Regions from separate parts of the Homo sapiens genome. Here region 1 is linked to region 2. The links are chromatin contacts, found by Hi-C in ENCODE. All regions are on one chromosome and are shown on one strand. The core of a region is the stretch at or near the end of the contact, and the rest is flanking DNA. Distances in the headings are between cores, read along the strand shown. Region 1 holds the start of SHMT1 (serine hydroxymethyltransferase 1). Region 2 has its middle 20 kb from the start of ZNF287.

What was found. Hi-C counts contacts between places; a loop is a spot of excess contacts on that map. Pooled maps may share reads with other maps.
Region 1: a pooled map shows a loop between it and region 2 (13-fold over the local background). The contact joins the promoter of SHMT1 here to the enhancer-like site in region 2. A Hi-C loop is called at or near these places in 2 of 50 pooled maps.

The regions. Positions count from the first base shown.
Region 1 is chr17:18,361,820-18,365,514 of GRCh38, forward strand. It overlaps SHMT1 (serine hydroxymethyltransferase 1), which reads right to left and starts at 1,731. Exons shown (of 12, transcript NM_004169.5): 1 at 1,553-1,731. RefSeq lists a silencer at 1,356-1,825.
Region 2 is chr17:16,586,563-16,591,151 of GRCh38, forward strand. No RefSeq gene overlaps it. Among named protein-coding and RNA genes, the nearest start is that of ZNF287, 20 kb to the left of the region's middle. RefSeq lists an enhancer at 2,578-2,647. Within about 2 kb of position 2,894, at least 18 of the 41 ENCODE cell types and tissues checked have a DNase peak (open chromatin) inside an H3K27ac peak, as active enhancers do.

The DNA.
Region 1 (3,695 bases), core at 481-2,980, 1.8 Mb after region 2:
GACATCTTCATTAACATTCAGTAATACCTGGTAAGTCCCCCAGCCAACACAGCTCACTGCAACATCAGTCATTACAACATTGGATATTTCTGTAGAGGCACTGTTGCTCATGTGTGGCATGATCCTCAACGTCAGGGAAAAAGACCTAGTAAGTGAAGTCACCTGCAAGGTCACCAGCCTCCCCATGCCTCCAAATCTTACCTGGGCCTCTGTCACATAAGAGGATCCAGCCAAGGATCTGCTCAGGGAACTAACTTGTTGCACATCTTCTATCTCACACACATTTTGTGTTCTCTTCTTTACAGAAGAGGAAATTGAGGCCCAGGGAGCTAACTTGTCTAAAGCCATATAAGAGCCAGAATCTGAACAATGGTTTCTCTTCAGTTCCAAGGCCTTGTCCCAGGACATTGCACTAAATAAAAACACAATTACCCACTTCCGTTCCAAGTTCCCCCAAGTAATAAATTTACGTTATTTCTTTTCTTTTTTTTCTTTTCTTTCTCTCTCTTTCTTTCTTTTGAGATAGAGTCTCACTCTGTCACTCAGGCTGGAGTGCAGTGGCGTGATCTCCGCTCACTGCAACCTCCACCTCCCGGGTTCAAGCGATTCTCCTGCCTCAGCCTTCCGAGTAGCTGGGATTATAGGTGTGTGCCACCATGGGCAGCCAGGTTTTTTTGTATTTTTAGTACAGACGGGGTTTCACCATGTTGGCCAGGCTGGTCTCCAACTACTAACCTCAAGTGATCCGCCCACCTCGGCCTCCCAAAATGCTGGGATTACAGGCATGAGCCACCGCGCCCGGCCTACAATGTTATTTCTGCAAGAACCTAAACTGGTGTTTCCAGTCTATTCTCTGGGTAACTGCCCGATTGAAGGCCCGCATCTGTGCTGACCTCAGCTGGACCAAGGGTCACTTAACTCCCGGAATCTCGAAGCCAAGGCACCGGGCCAAGAACTTCACAGTGCAACATTTGTCTCCTAGAACAGGGGGTGGCAGATTGCGGGCAACAGGAAGAGCTCATTCCCCACAGGGATCTGGTGGCACGGGCCAAAAGTGGAGCGACCCTGCGCGCAGCCTTTAGGGGCGCAGGCTTTGAGAACCCGGGTTCTATTCCGGGCTCTGCCATTTAAGTTGCCTCCTTTCTCAGGGCCCCACCACCTTCCTCACCTGTAAAATGGGGGAAACAGTAGCACTTGACTTGCAGCTTTGTTGTGAAGGAGCTAGGATTGTTTAAATCGAAAATGCTCAACGAGAAAAGTGTTCAGTGGAGAGCTACTACTCACATCCCCGATAAGCCTTCGCATTCTTGCCAAAGGCCACGGGCCGCCACCCCATCATACCGAATGTGCCTGGAACTGGGGCGCTGCGGCTGGCCGCCGCCCGATCCCCAGCCCAGGCGCGACCCAAGCGCTCCCCTCCCGTCATTGCGGCTGCAGAGGGTGGGGTACGGCGGGGGACAGCGAGGACGCCGAAGCACCCCCCGGGCTCTGGGACGCCGCGGCCCTCGGACCCGAAGCCGCCCACCTACCGGAACACGGCCCGCGCACGTACCTAGCGACGCCTCCGTCCTACGCCGCCGCCGGTGCCACCAGTCCCAGACCCGCTGACCCAACGCCCCGCGCACCGCCGCGGGCCAGCCACGTGACCAGCCGCTCCAACCCCAAACCCCGAACTTGGCGCTGGACCGCTCGAGCTCAGGAAGGTGCACTCTGCGCGCCAGGCTTGGGCTTGGCCCCGCCCCCGGAGGCGCCCAATCAGAGAGCGCAGCCAAGCATGGGCCGCCACCAAACGCACCCGCGCTATTGGCTGCGGCGCAGCGGCGGGCAGGGCCTGTTTCTCCGGGGCGGGCCGGAGGCCGCGTAGTGCAGCTGCGCACCTGGGGCAGGGACCTGCAGAACTGACCCGCTTTGGCTGCAGGGCTGGTGTGTGGACCAAGATTTCCAGGAAGACTACACAGGGCCTTCCTCACTTAAGCCTGTCGCTTGGGCCGTGGGATTATGAGTGAATTTTGTTCATGGTACTACTTTTAGTTTGCAGGGTGGTCATTTAAAGTAGGACAAATGTGCGTCCAAACTGCAACATTATTACTCTGTAGGTGTATAATCCAAGAGCAGACACTTTATTATTATTATTTTTGTTATTTTTTATTTTTATTTTTTTGAGACAGGGTCTCACTCTGTCCCCCAGGTTGAAGTAGAGATGGGGGTCTAACTATGTTGCCTCCCAGGAGGCGGAGGTTGCAGTGAGTCGAGATCGCGCCACTGCACTCCAGCCTGGGGGACGGAGCGAGACAACGTCTCAAGAAGAATAAAATAAGATAAATAAAATACTGACACACAATAAGGACTCAATGAACATTACCTATTGTTAAGAATGATAAAAACCGGGGCCACATGTCAGGACCACCTGAGGCTGCGTCATAAATTTTTTTATTTGTCAAATGATAACAATAATTATTATAAGAATGATAAAAACCGGGCGCAGTGGCTCACCCCTGTAATTCCAGCACTTTGGGAGGCCGAGGCAGATGGCTTGAGCCTAGGAGTTCAAGACCAGCCTGGGCAAAATGGTGAAACCTTGTCTCTACAAATAATTTTAAAATTAGCTGGGTGTGGTGGCAGTCGCCTGTAGTCCCAGCTACTTGGGGGGCTGAATGGGAGGATCACTTGAGCCTGGGAGGCAGAGGTTGCAGTAAGCAATGATCTTGCCTCTGTACTCCAGCCTGGGCAACAGAGTGAGACCCTCATCATCTCGAAAAACAAACAAACAAAAAATACAAAAAAAACTTTTTTTTTTTTTTGAGACAGAGTCTTGCTCTGTCGCCCAGGCTGGAGTGCAGTGGCGCGATCTCGGCTCACTGCAAGCTCCACCTCCCGGGTTCACGTCATTCTCCTGCTTCAGCCTCCTGAGTAGCTGGGACTACAGGCCTCCGCCACCACGCCTGGCTAATTTTTTTTTATTTTTGAGACGGAGTCTCCCTCTCTTGCCCAGGCTGGAGTGCTGTGGCGCGATCTAGGCCCACTGCGAGCTCTGCCTCCTGGGTTCATGCCATTCTCCTGCCTCAGCCTCCCGAGTAGCTGGGACTACAGGAGCCCACCACCACGCCTGGCTAATTTTTTGTATTTTCAGTAGAGACAGGGTTTCACCATGTTAGCCAGGATGGTCTTGATCTCCTGACCTTGTGATCCACCTGCCTCAGCCTGCCAAAGTGCTAGGATTACAGGCGTGAGCCACCACACCCGGCTAATTTTTGTATGTTTAGTAGAGATAGGGTTTCACCATATTGGCTAGGCTGGTCTTGAACTCCTGATCTCAAGTGATCCATCCTCCTCGGCCTCCCAAAGTGCTGGGATAACAGGCAAGAGCCACTGCGCCTGGCCAACATAGTGAGTGTTTTTGTTTTTTGTTTTTGTTTTATTTATTTATTTATTTGAGATGGAGTCTCGCTCTGTCACCCAGGCTGGAGTGCAGTGATGCGATCTTGGCTCCCTGCAACCTCTGCCTCTCTGGTTCAAGCAATTCTCCTGCATCGGCTTCCCGAGTAGCTGGGACTACAGGCGTGCACCACCATGCCCAGCTAATTGTTCTTTTTGTTTGTTTGTTTGAGACGGAGTCTCGCTCTGTCGCCCAGGCATGAGTGCAGTGGCTCGATCTTCGCTCACTGCAATCTCCACCTCCCAGGTTCACGCCGTTC
Region 2 (4,589 bases), core at 1,644-4,143:
GGAGGCTGAGGCAGAAGAATCGCTTGAACGCAGGAGGCGAGGTTTCAGTGAGCTGAGATCCCGCCACCACACTCCAGCCTGGGTGACAAAGCAAGAGTCCATCTCAAAAACAAACAAACAAACAAAGACTAATTTGACCACGGCCTCCTTTTGAGATCATTCTTTTGCCAGACTCCTCTGACATCTCAGGCTGACTGTCTTCAAACCTAGTCCACGAACACTCCTTGCTGGTGTCCTGTGCAAAGCCCCCCTGAAGAGTATCAGGGAACATTCTGAGACCCAGTCCCCACCCGTGTGCCCCTTTCACTATAGCTGCCTTGGAAACCTCCTGCATGTCTTCACTTGCTGCAGCAATTTCTCCCATCATTATCTTGATGGTGATGACATCTGAAAGCTCAGTCTAGATTTCATTTGAGGCACAGTCTCTGCGTGTTATAGGCACTTAAGATGTAATACATTTCAAACTGAGGCCCTCAACTTCCTCCCCAAATAAAAGTGACTTGTCCTCTAATCTCTAATCTCAGATAATGGCTCCACTAGTACCCAGTCATGAATCTGACACGGCCTCTCAAAACCACTGTCAAGCATAGCTGTGATCTCTACACGGAGCTCCACAATCGCCATTCACTTCCACACCAATACCCAGACAGTATTCCCACCCCACACTCACACTGCTCAGTGCCAGTTTAAATGTCAGTTCCTCAGATGATACAATAGTTGGCATTTAAAAAACCAAACCAAACGATAATGTTTCAATGTCCAAAACTGATGAACACATTTTGCTTAGTTCTTTCCTAAATGTGGAAGTGGATCTGATATATAATTATTTTCTCCCTCTGCTTCCCAACATGTTCTAATACATAATTTTTAGCGATACCAGTCATAATGGGGGTCCCACAAAAGAAGTTTTTGTAAGCTGAAATTAATTGACAGCTATTTAAGACTGTCACTGTGTCATGAGGAATTGTTGGACATGTTCAAATGAAAATGAGATAAGCTAAGAAGTATATTTTTAAAATGTTATTGATATGTTTGCTTTCATTAAAGCCAGGAAGGCAAATGTATTAAAACTTTCCTTTGGTATAAACTATTTAAAGTTAAAATGATGTGAGTTTTTTTTTCATTTTTAAAATAGATCAGTTTTATTCTGCTAGTTCCATAAAAACAATGTAAACACAAGCGTTCTGTACATCTTGCTGGTGAATTCACATAATGCTTAGTTCCCTGATCCTTTGACCTCCTCGTCTTCTCCAGTTATTTTCTGTCTGGACCACTGGCCTCAGGAGTGGAGTGGGGTTGGGGCTTAGGAGAGAGCAATGTGGCTTTTTGGTATGACTTGTTTTATTGCTTGCCCTCTCAGCACACTCCTGTTTCTCCTAACACAAAGTCTGAGATTTAAGCCCTTAAACCTGTAGGTTTCACCGTCAGCTTTTTCTTTTTCTTTCTTTTTTCTTTTTTTTTTTGCATAGGCATTACTAGGGACGTGAATGGGAGACTGGTATAGAAAGTGGTGAGGAGCCGAAGCCAAGAAATTGCTTTAAACACAAGATGAAAATGCTCTGTTCTGTCCACACAAAGAATCACCTAATACTGGTGTGAGGCACCTCACTTAGCTGTGGAGAAGTCCCTGGAATTAGATCTCAGAAAGACAGTTCCAGCTTTAAGACAGTAAAACCTTTTGGCAATGGGCTAATTGCCTTAAAGGAAAGAAGGGTTCTACTTGAAAGAACTTGCAGGTGGAGAAATTGTCCTACAAAGATTCTTGGAAATGTTAATGGAGATAACTGACATAGGTAGCTGTGGGCCAACCAGGAGCTGTCAACAGCCTGATCTCAGCAAAACCAGGACGGCCAGTTAATAGTTCCTTCAGTTCTCTGATGGTCACAAATGTAATTTTATTTCATTTCGCCTTGTGGAGGTTCTGCAACAAATGTAATTTTAAAGGAATTGGGAGCCAGAAAGATAAATGCAACTCCTTCAACTATGTGACAGGGCAGACTGGTGAATCTGGGTTCCCAGAGTGTGGAGCAAGTGCCCTGCATCAGAGGACGGCCCAGGGGAAACGTGCATGATGCCGAACCCCACAGGACAGAATTACTTCAATCGCCTGGTCCTGACTACTACAAGGAGGAAGTCTCAGTGTCTCAGTTTGCATCTACGCTCAGATTTCTTTTTCTTTTGGAGACAGAGTCTCCCTCTGTCGCTCAGGCTGGAGTGCAGTGGTGTGATCTTGGCTCACTGCTACCTCCACCTCCTGGGTTCAAGCAATTGTGCCTCAGCCTCCCCTGTAGCTGGGACTACAGGCGTGCGCCACCACGCCCGGCTTATTTTTGAATTTATAGTAGAGACGGGGTTTCATCATGTTGGCCAGGAATGATGCGAGTTTTAATACACTCACTTTACAGTTTCTTATGTTTTTAAACTACTTTCACGTTGTAGCAAAAACGAACCTTAAAGGCTTCACAGAGGCCGGTCCACGGGAGGGGAGCGCCGGTCTCCCGGTCCCGCCGGGCTCACAGGGACGGAGCGGCCTGGGATTCCGCCCACCCCCTTCCCGCCGTCAGCGATTCCTCCTCCTCGGAGGGTCTGGGGACTTCTCCCAGAAGCCGCCACCTCGCGCCAGGACACCGGGAGTTCCGCCGCTCCCTGCGAGAGGGAACTGGCCAGAGGCCCTGCGGGGCACCGCGCGCGAGTGAGGCAGAAACCCAGGCACCATGCAGAAAGCCCCGAAAAATGTCCCTGGAGAAGCCGGGGAACAGCTCCCTCCACAGCCGTCAGGGCCCGCACAGGCTGTTTCCTCACGGAGGACTCGGCCCCAGGTTGTCACGAAGCCGCGACCGCGCCTCCCCGGGGTCCTCAAGGAACGCAGCGCTCTGCCTCACTGCAGACAAGGCAGTCCGCAGGCGGAACACGCATGCGCGCCGGCAAGTCAGCCAGGGCGGGTTCGCGCGCCCTCTTGCGGCCCTCTAGGTGCAGTGCAGGGAGCTTTGCGTTTTAGGGACTTGGGCTCCCTCCGGCCATCCTCTATTGCTTTTTGGTATTTTCAGTAGAGACGCGGTTTCGCCATGTTGGCCAGGCTGGTTTGGAAGTCCTGACCTCAGGTGATCCACCCGCCTCGGCCTCCCAAAGTGCTGGAATTACAGGCGTGAGCCACTATGCCTGGCCCTGGCCATCCTCTTTAACTACTGAACTTCAGATTATTCAAAGCCGTTACACTCCACCCAACAGCTTCAGAATATCCTCTAGTATTCTCTAACACGCATGGAACAGTCTCCAGATTAGACCACAAATTAGGTCACAAAGCTAGTCTCAATCAATTTTAAAAGACTGAAGTAATACAATATTTTCTATAACCACAATATAAGGAAACATTAACAGAAGGAAAACTGGAACATTCACAAATACGTGAGAATTAAACAACACACTCTTAAACAACCAATGGTCAAAGAAAAAATAACATGGGAAATTGGAAAATACGATGAGACAAATGAAAATGAAGCACAACATACCAAAACTATGACAATCAGTGAAAGCAGTTTCAAAGGGAAAATTTTACGAGTAAACATTTACCTTTAAAAAACAAAGATATCAGATAAATAACCTAACTTTACACCTTAAGGAGCTGGATAAAGAAGAGAAAACAAAACCCAAAGTTAGGAGAAGGAAGATGCTATAGTTTAAATGTGTCCTCCAATGTCCATGTGTTGGAAACTTAATCTCCAATGTAACAGGGGTAAGAGGTAAGACTTTTAAGAGGTGATTAGGCCATGAGGACTCTGTCCTCATGAGTGGATTAATGCCATTATTAAGGGAGTGTGTTCCTTTCAAAAGGACAAGTTCAGCACTCTCTTGCTCTCTCTTCCCTTTTCTTGGCCCTTCTGCTTTCTCCCATGGGATAACATAGCAAGAAGGCCCTCACAAGATGCTGGCACCTTGATCTTGGACTTCCCAGCCTCCAGAACTGTAAGAAAATAAATTTCTGATTTTTGAAAAATAAATTATGTGGCCTGTGGTATTTTGTTGTAGAAGCACAAATGGACTAAGACAGAAGGAAATAATAAAGATTAGAGCATAGTTAAACAAAATAGAGGATAGAAAAATAGGGAAAAAATCAACAAAACCCAAAGTTGGTCCTTTGAAAAGGTCAAGAAAATTGACAAAACTTCAGGTAGAGTAAGAAGAGAAAGATTATTAAAACACTGTTATTTTATTATTTTTCCTAATTATTTAACAATATTTAACAGTAATATAATAAAATTATTGCAATATGAAAATTTATATAAAACTAAAACATTAAATCAGAAATAAAAGTGGGGACGTGACTATTGATTTTGAAGAAATACACAGAATTATAAGAGAATATTAAATCAATTGTATCCCAACAAAGTAGGTAATCTAGATGAAATGGATACATTTTGAGACAGAGTCTCACACTGTCATCAGGCTGGAGTGCAGTGGCACGATCTTGGCTCACTGCAACCTCTGCCTCTGCCTCCCGGGTTCAAGCGTTTCTCCTGCCTCAGCCTCCTGAGTAGTTGGGACAACAGGCGTGCACCACCACTCCCAGCTAATTTTTGTATTTCTAGTAG